Regions from separate parts of the Homo sapiens genome. Here all the other regions are linked to region 2. Evidence: chromatin loops called from intact Hi-C (ENCODE). Cell type or tissue: endothelial cell of umbilical vein. All regions are shown on one strand. Region 1 overlaps LOC105374016 (a long non-coding RNA gene). Region 2 overlaps NXPE3 (neurexophilin and PC-esterase domain family member 3). Region 3 has its middle 100 kb from the start of ZPLD1.

Evidence for each region. Peaks named below come from ENCODE experiments on the same cell type or tissue, not always from the same donor. Only the 100,000 strongest peaks of a DNase experiment are listed, where the experiment ranks them.
Region 1: it touches region 2 in a loop (12-fold over the local background); 4 of 110 quality-filtered maps call a loop at or near these places.
Region 3: it touches region 2 in a loop (14-fold over the local background); 84 of 110 quality-filtered maps call a loop at or near these places.

Annotation. Positions count from the first base shown.
Region 1 is chr3:102,672,562-102,675,061 of GRCh38, forward strand. LOC105374016 (a long non-coding RNA gene) reads right to left here. Exons shown (of 14, transcript XR_001740824.2): 5 at 2,405-2,500; 6 at 1,193-1,425. Among named protein-coding and RNA genes, the nearest start is that of ZPLD1, 240 kb to the left of the region's middle. In endothelial cell of umbilical vein, a CTCF peak has its summit at 1,135 (motif pointing right); a DNase peak (open chromatin) is centred at 1,150.
Region 2 is chr3:101,807,979-101,810,478 of GRCh38, forward strand. The region is part of intron 6 of NXPE3 (neurexophilin and PC-esterase domain family member 3); the gene reads left to right. Among named protein-coding and RNA genes, the nearest start is that of NXPE3, 30 kb to the left of the region's middle. In endothelial cell of umbilical vein, a CTCF peak has its summit at 1,402 (motif pointing right); DNase peaks (open chromatin) are centred at 1,433 and 1,753; H3K27ac peaks cover 945 bases.
Region 3 is chr3:102,535,716-102,538,215 of GRCh38, forward strand. No RefSeq gene overlaps it. Among named protein-coding and RNA genes, the nearest start is that of ZPLD1, 100 kb to the left of the region's middle. RefSeq lists a silencer at 810-1,104. In endothelial cell of umbilical vein, a CTCF peak has its summit at 948; no DNase peak of the experiment used is centred here.

The sequences.
Region 1 (2,500 bases), 860 kb after region 2:
GTTCAGTGGGTGTTTAAATCTTGTCCTTCAGCCAAGTGAAATAAAAGGAATGTTCTCATTAAAAGTCAAAATCTAAAAAGCAAAATTCAATCTGTCAAATTGTCAAGTGTATTAAAGGTGAAAAATAAAGCTGCTAAGACGCTTGGGTCTTTTTTTAGACTCTTGTTTCCCTGGCGAGAAGAGAGAGTCTTTCTGAGACAGGAGTCCTTTTTATACACATTTCATAATAGTTTGTGCCCCTAAACGTAAGCTCTGAGCCAATAACATTCAGGTCCTGTTAACACATTTATACAGGTTTCTAATCAATAAGTGGTTATTAATTTGAAGTACATTTTAGTGACTAGATCTTCAAACCTATCTGCCTCCCACAAGCTTCCAACTCGGATATATATGTCATAGAACAAACGGGAATTCAGTATGAAAGATTAAAATGGACTTAATTCAATGTCTAAGATATTACCTTTATTATGAATTATCCCTTTTAAGATGTTTATTCATACCAACATCTGTAATAATAGTCGTGAGCAGAAATGATGCAAGCAATATATTTTTCTCATGGACAGCCATATTTCAGGTCAGTCCTAAAATAAACTTACTATCAAAATTTTTAGCTAAATATTATCTTTACTGGGGGATGAGGTAGGGTTATCATATAAAATACAAATGGCCACAAATTTGAATTTCAGATACATAATAAATGTTTTTTAGTGTAGATATGCTCTAAATATGGTATGGGACATACTTATACTAAAATATCTATTAGTTGTTTATCTGAAATTCAAATTTAACTGGAGGAATACTTATTTTATCATGATTATTTCTGTCCTAATCGGCAACCTAGGCGTGAGGGGAAACCGTCGTTTGAAGAAGGTGTCTGCTGAAGTCTCAAATAGAAAAGCAGAGGGACACACTTGTTAAGGCAGCTCTGGTAAGGTTTCCTCTATCTTTCCCCAGTTTACCAAACGAAGTGGAAGTCATTGACTAGGGCCAAAAAAAAAAAAAAAATCTCCTCACCACTGTCCCAGCTCATTTATGAAGACATTTTCTTTTCGCCTGGAACTGAAAAAATAAATCAAAGCCCCTTGGAGCCTGATTTATTAGTTTTCACCGAGTGTCATGCAGCCACTAGATGGCAGTAGCAGCCCATCATACCCCGCCCCCTCCCTGGCGTCCTGGAGCCAATTTTCTGTACCTTGTCCTCTTTCTCTTCGCAGGTTTCAGCTTGTCACTTTTCTTCTCCCTCTTTGTTTTCTATTTTTACTTTTATTCGAATGCCAGAAAAACCAGCTGGTTGAAGAAGTCGTGCGGTGCTCCACACGTTTGTCACAGAGGGTGCTGTGACTGAAAAGCCTAACTGATTTTCTAGGCTGCCGGAGCTGGATATCAGGCACCAGGGCACAAGGACACTTGCACTGGAAGCTGTGGCTGGGTAGATAAGGACAAAGAGTGTGATCATGCTTTGCTAAGTCCAGGACACAAGTCTGATTCTCCTGCATGTGAGAATCTCTCTCAGCTGCAGCTAGGTGCTAATCCGTGAACAAGCAGCTCATGGGGGACTTCCCAAAGGTTGTGGAGTTGGAATTTTGGTGTTCCTTTTCAAGACATGAATTTTGTTTTCAGGAAAAAAAAAAAACAAGAAAACGAAAAACCACATTGAGTTACAAAGCTATTCACATGGAGGTATCAGGAATTGATCTTCAGTTTCTAAAGTCCTCCTTAGAGATTTTTAAAGTTGGTAAGTGAGAGAAGAACTTTACATTTTGTAAAAATCTATTTTATTAAAAAGAGGATCTCTTAAATTCTTACTCCGAAAAAGTAGAGGAATGGAGAATACTGTGAAGCAAACGGGTTAAATGAATTCAAATCTTGCTCTCACCAAGGGCATGGCATCCATACGGCGAAGGCAGTCCTACCCTTCCCTCGCTGTTCCCTTTCCCTTCTGCCCGCCCCAGCCACTGCAGTTGTGCAGAAGACCTTGCTATCGATATTGACTGGTACCCTTGTTCCAGAATTCACACTTTAGCTTTTTTTCCAGGAATATAACCTCTTGTATTTAAACATTTCAAAGCAGATTATAAGCTAGGTTTGGATTCTGTTTGCACCTCTTCATTGTTCTTCATTGTCAACCTAAAACTGCATTATTATATATTTTTTAGTTGGGTATTTCCCTCATCTTTCTTCTCTCATTTAGCAGAAAAAAATCAAGTTTAATACTTCTCTAATATGTTAGATATAGATTTCCTGATTTATTTTTTGAGCTTGGGAACAGTAACTTCTGCCAAGGGATTCTTCTCGAAGCAGAATGGGCTTTTTATCTCTGCCACCACTGACAACCAGTTAGTTGCTTAGCAATGATTGGGATTGAATAAGAGGGGGCACTGTGGTGCATACTCTTGGAACTCACTGTGGTGGCCTCAGCCTCCTATTCACTGTAGATTTGTCTTCAACTCTTTCTGGAAAAGGGTTGGGTGGGGGATGGTTCAAGGAAGTCTTATTATGA
Region 2 (2,500 bases):
TTTAAAATAACATTGGGTTGGAGAATAGCAGCTCTTCTCAAAGTGTGGTCTGTGGATCAGTGGCATCAGCATTACCAGGCAACCTGATAGAATTGCAAATTCTCAGGTCCTATCTCAGATGACTGAAACAGAAACCCTGGCTGGTGGGGCTGAGCAAGAAAGTTTTAACAAACTTTTCGGGTGACTCTGATTTATTGGTGTAGAATATTAATAGTAAAAGAACAAAATTCAGAGCAGTAAATGTAAATTTTGCAGAATAGATATAATTAGCTATCGTGATTTTTAGAAAGAAGGGATGAATGTTACTAGTGAGGCTTATGCAGATGGCGGGCAAGGTCCTTCTAGCTTTTAAAAGTATATTAACTAATAGTACTGCACTCTGCAGATGTTGGCAAACCCTTTTGCTGCAGGGGCTTGATATTTAATACCTGTGGATCAAGCAGAGTGGATATTAGCCACAAGCCTTGTATGAGTGGTGGGGAAGGAACTGAAGAGCAAGGACCATCTCAAGGGGCAGCCTCTTTTCAGTTTCTGCTGCTTTGTTACCATGTAGAAACAAACCCTGTATGCCCAGCTCCGTAGATTTGTTTTTCCAAGAGAAACCAGAAACTTTGATTTTTTAACTGTGATATCTCCATATTTTAGAACATTGACATCCAATTCAAGACTTTGAAAATATTGTATGGGCTAAATAAAATCTGTTTGGCCCATATGCAGCCAGGGCACTGCCAGTTTATATCTCTTGTCTCTAGTATCATATGCCACAAGAATTCCCAGTCTTTTCCTGATGAAGAGCTGTTTTTGATTTACTTGAACCAAATGAATTACTAATTTTAGAGGATATATATATATATATATATATATATATATATATATATGAGACATTTATCTTTTATCTGTTTGGGCCTCAACCCTGAGGTCAAGATGTCAGTAGACAAGGTGTCCTTCAGTAGTACTGCGCTCTAAACACTCTCCATGTCCGACATCTTCAGGAGGCCCTGTCTCCCACTACTGGATCTGTCCTTCTTCTCACAGACTCGACTGGCTTGCCCTTATTGTGATGTCCCTAGGTGTCCCAGGGATGGTCAGTGGGAGGAACTTTGGAAAGTTTACCTGTACCTGACAAGTCTTGAGGATTAGCCAGGAAGTGGCTGTGGGTTTATGATGTACTCTTCTGGTTAGAGGGAAGATAGATTTGGTAATTAGTGAGCCTTTTGATATATTTTTAGAGGAAGAAAGTAACTATGAATTAGTAGGAGCAGAATATCCTGGTTTTGAATAGGAAAACCATCTTGTTGTAACAGGTATATAACTGGAAAGAAAAGAGAAGGGCAATTGATTTATGGACTATGGAAGGAACCCAGCTTGGCAGAACTTCATTGAATTTCACTCTGTGGACCAGCAGGGGGCATTCAAAGACCCTAAATCAAGGGCTCATAATTTTTTTTCCTTCTTTTGCTTCATTCTATGCAAACATTCTGTTTCTGCTTAAACTTTCACCAACTAATTTTAGCATTCATCAAGGTTCATCAGATCTTGCCTGTGGCAATGATTTCTGTGGAATTCTAATTGTGACTTTTAATGTCTCTCATTCTTTCAACATTTATTAGTTGGAATTCTTTTGCAAAGAAGAGTTGTCCCTTCTTCATTTTAAGTATTTATATCAGTGTAGACTCATGAAAATTTCATTCCTTGGAATGAAGGAAAAAAAATTATAATCCAATCCAATTCAATCATTATTTTATTTGCTTTTATTTTTGCTCAAATTGTTCCAGTTTTGGCAGTTGGGGAACACTTTCAGTTTGGCTTCTTTGTGCCCTTTTGTCATCCTGTGTGCTGTCATCCTTTTGTTTGTTTTGAGCACTTCCTTAGTTTCTGGCACCACAAGATATTTGAGGCTTGTCTTGTATTTTCTTTGCCTTAGCCTTAGAAGGGGTTTACAGTATTTCTACTTTTATTTCACTTATGAATCCTATATTTTGAAGTTTTTTCCCTGTGAAATTGTATTTATGTATTAGCTAATTAATATTCTTACAAGGTAAAACTATTGTTAAGATTCATATTTAGATTGCCTGAGATTGGCAGTGCTACTGCTACTTGTGGGCATAATTCCAGTCAAAAGCAAGGAAAAACAGTTTTTAGTTCTAGCTGACTACCTTTTTAAGAGCAAGCATCTGGTTTATGTCAGGTTTTCCCAGTGCCAGAATTACTGCTGAGTTTTCATTAGTACCTGTAATGTAGTCCCCAGATTATCACAGCTGAGTGGCTCAGGGACCTTGACAGATTCTGACCTCATCAACAACTTGAGGTTATATTTTTTGGGGGAACTTACTGAGAGTTTAGAATAAGACTTGATCTAATAGCAACAGTATAGATAAGAACAATGAAGTTTTACATTTGTGTGTATCTTTGTAGCTATGGCAGGTTGAATACTAAGATGACTTCCAGTGATCTATGCTCTTACATAATCTCCTTCCCCTTGAGTTGTGGCAGCGACATG
Region 3 (2,500 bases), 730 kb after region 2:
AATATTATGTCAGAACTACTGTGTTTACTGTGCTTTACCAACATATGTGCTTCTTGAGGTGAGAGATTATGGTTTATCTTCCTCAGTAATTCTCACAGTGTCATAATGTCCAGCACAATGCTGTGTAGTAGATGACCATGTAACATTAGTGGGTAATTACATGAACTTGTAGTGGTAGCATTTTCTGGGTCATCATCTATAGGCCAGTGGGATGATATTTTCTCAAGATAATTTTAAAAGGCAAGAAAAAAGAAGGCTTCTTATTTCTAATTTCCAGATAAGATATCCCCTACCTTGTCCCTGGATGATAGAACTGGATATTGTAAAATAATAGTAATTAGTATTTGAATGCCATTTAACTCTTTATAAAGCACCTTAACTGATATTTGCTTATTCATAATTCTGTAAGTTCTTCCAAAATTACTATACACTTTGAGGCTGGTGGTGTGATGTGTGAAGATGAGATAGAGGAAGTAAGCGTGGAGGATTTGGATTTGCAAAAACATTTGATAATGTATTGCTTTTCATTGGTCTCAAGGAGGTCTATTTCTAGGAGTATTGAGAAAGATATATATGTGTATATGTTTACCCATTTACCAGAAAATGGGTTTACTTCTCTAACGTTTTAGCAATAAAAAGAATTCCAGATATGCAGCAAATAAATCTGACTGTTAGTCAGCCCTCAGGAGCTGCTGATAGCAAAAGACTGAAGATCCTATATTTCTATATTCAGATCATACTACTGAGGGATTTCAAGCTTCTCTTTCTCAAGCCAGCTTTTATGGTTTAATAGTTTTTCTGTTATGAAAATAAAGCAGATGACACAAAATTTCAGAGAAAGACAGCAAAAGTAAGAGCCAAAGAAAAGAAGGAGTGGAAGTGAAAAACGCTTCAGTGAAAAAACTGGAGAGCTGACACTTTGGCACCGAAATGTTAATGCTTATTTTTAAGATTATATCGCCACCTAGTAAATAAGCTCAGAAATACAACCACAGAAAATGACAGCTTGTCTGGTGCTGAGCTCTAATCCTCTGGTTAGCAATTCCTGGGAGCACCTTTCCTTCTAAACATCTGCACACACAAATGTGCTACCTGCGCACGCTTTTAGAGTTCTCGTTGTTCAGGCTCAGCCCACGTTCTCCTGTTCATTTAGAGCAATGTGATGGAAAAGTCAACAGCACACATTTTAGAAATGAAAACAAGCCAAGGATTTCTATCAAGGAACCTGTTATCTACTCTTGAAAAATGATTAGTTAAAACCATACATATTATCATTTGCCAGTTCTGAATAATTCTGGGATTTTCATTAATGAAAATATTTTGCATTTTCTACTTTCATTTCTGTATAGAACCGAAGTGGTCTGTTCATGGTCTTTCTTGGTTAGGAAGCATTGGAACTAGGGAATTAAAAACACTAAAGACTGCTTAAAATTTTTCTTGTCTTTAGTTTTTCTGTTATTGTGAACAATCTTTTATTTCTTCTGCAGTGTTTGTTTGTACTGAATGCTTTATGCTTGATCACCCACCCTGATTCTGTTTTTGTACAAAAAGCTTGTTAGCTTGATAAAGCACTGCATAGGGTTTTAGTTGGTTGCTCAATAGATGATTATCTGGGTGGCATCCTGGCTATAGCCCTTGCTAGTTCCAATTTTGTAATCTGTGAGCTAGGGATAACAATAGTGCATACATCACTGGGCATTTGGGAGAAATAAATTAAGCAGCAAGTACTCAAAAATGTTAACTATTATTATTAATAATAAAAATAGATCGATTAGAAATGGTAGAAACAAAGGATAGAGACTGATTTCATCTTGCTCAATAGATCAAAATGGCACAGGAGATAAAAAGGTTTTAACCAAACACATAGATACAGATAAAGAAGGCATATATTCTGAGACTAGAAAACCATTCATTCTTAAAAATTCAGGTGATTAAATTTTAAAAAATTATTAAATTTTAATCATATTTAAAAATGATTGAATTCAAGTACTTAGAAACCTTGAAAATATACCTCCATTATTTTTTTCTATGCTATCTTTTTTTGAACGAAATCTATCCTCACTTCAGCCTTCCAAATAATAACTCCATTTTATTTTGAGGGCTGTTTAGAATAAACATGATTAAAGAAATTAGCCAAGAGTTTAGGGTATGAAGTGGGAGAGGGGAGATTTTTGTTACGAGAGCCTTTTTCATGGGGGTTATCAGGCATAAAATTATCAATTTTGTTTAACCCAGACGTGGCAGATTCTGCTATTTATCCCAGAATAACCATTGTTTTTCTTTTTCTTTCAATAGAACTTTGTGCTGGTACATGATTATACAGCCAAATATGCCCTAGCTTCTTAAGTGTGGCATCAACTGTGTGATATGTGCTAACTTTGGTGCCATGCCTTCATGAAGAACATGCATTTTCTTCTCCCCTTGTCTTTTTCTACCTTTCTGCTGGCTGGAATGTGGATATGATGATGGGAATGGAACAGCCACTGAACCAAGAGAAGGA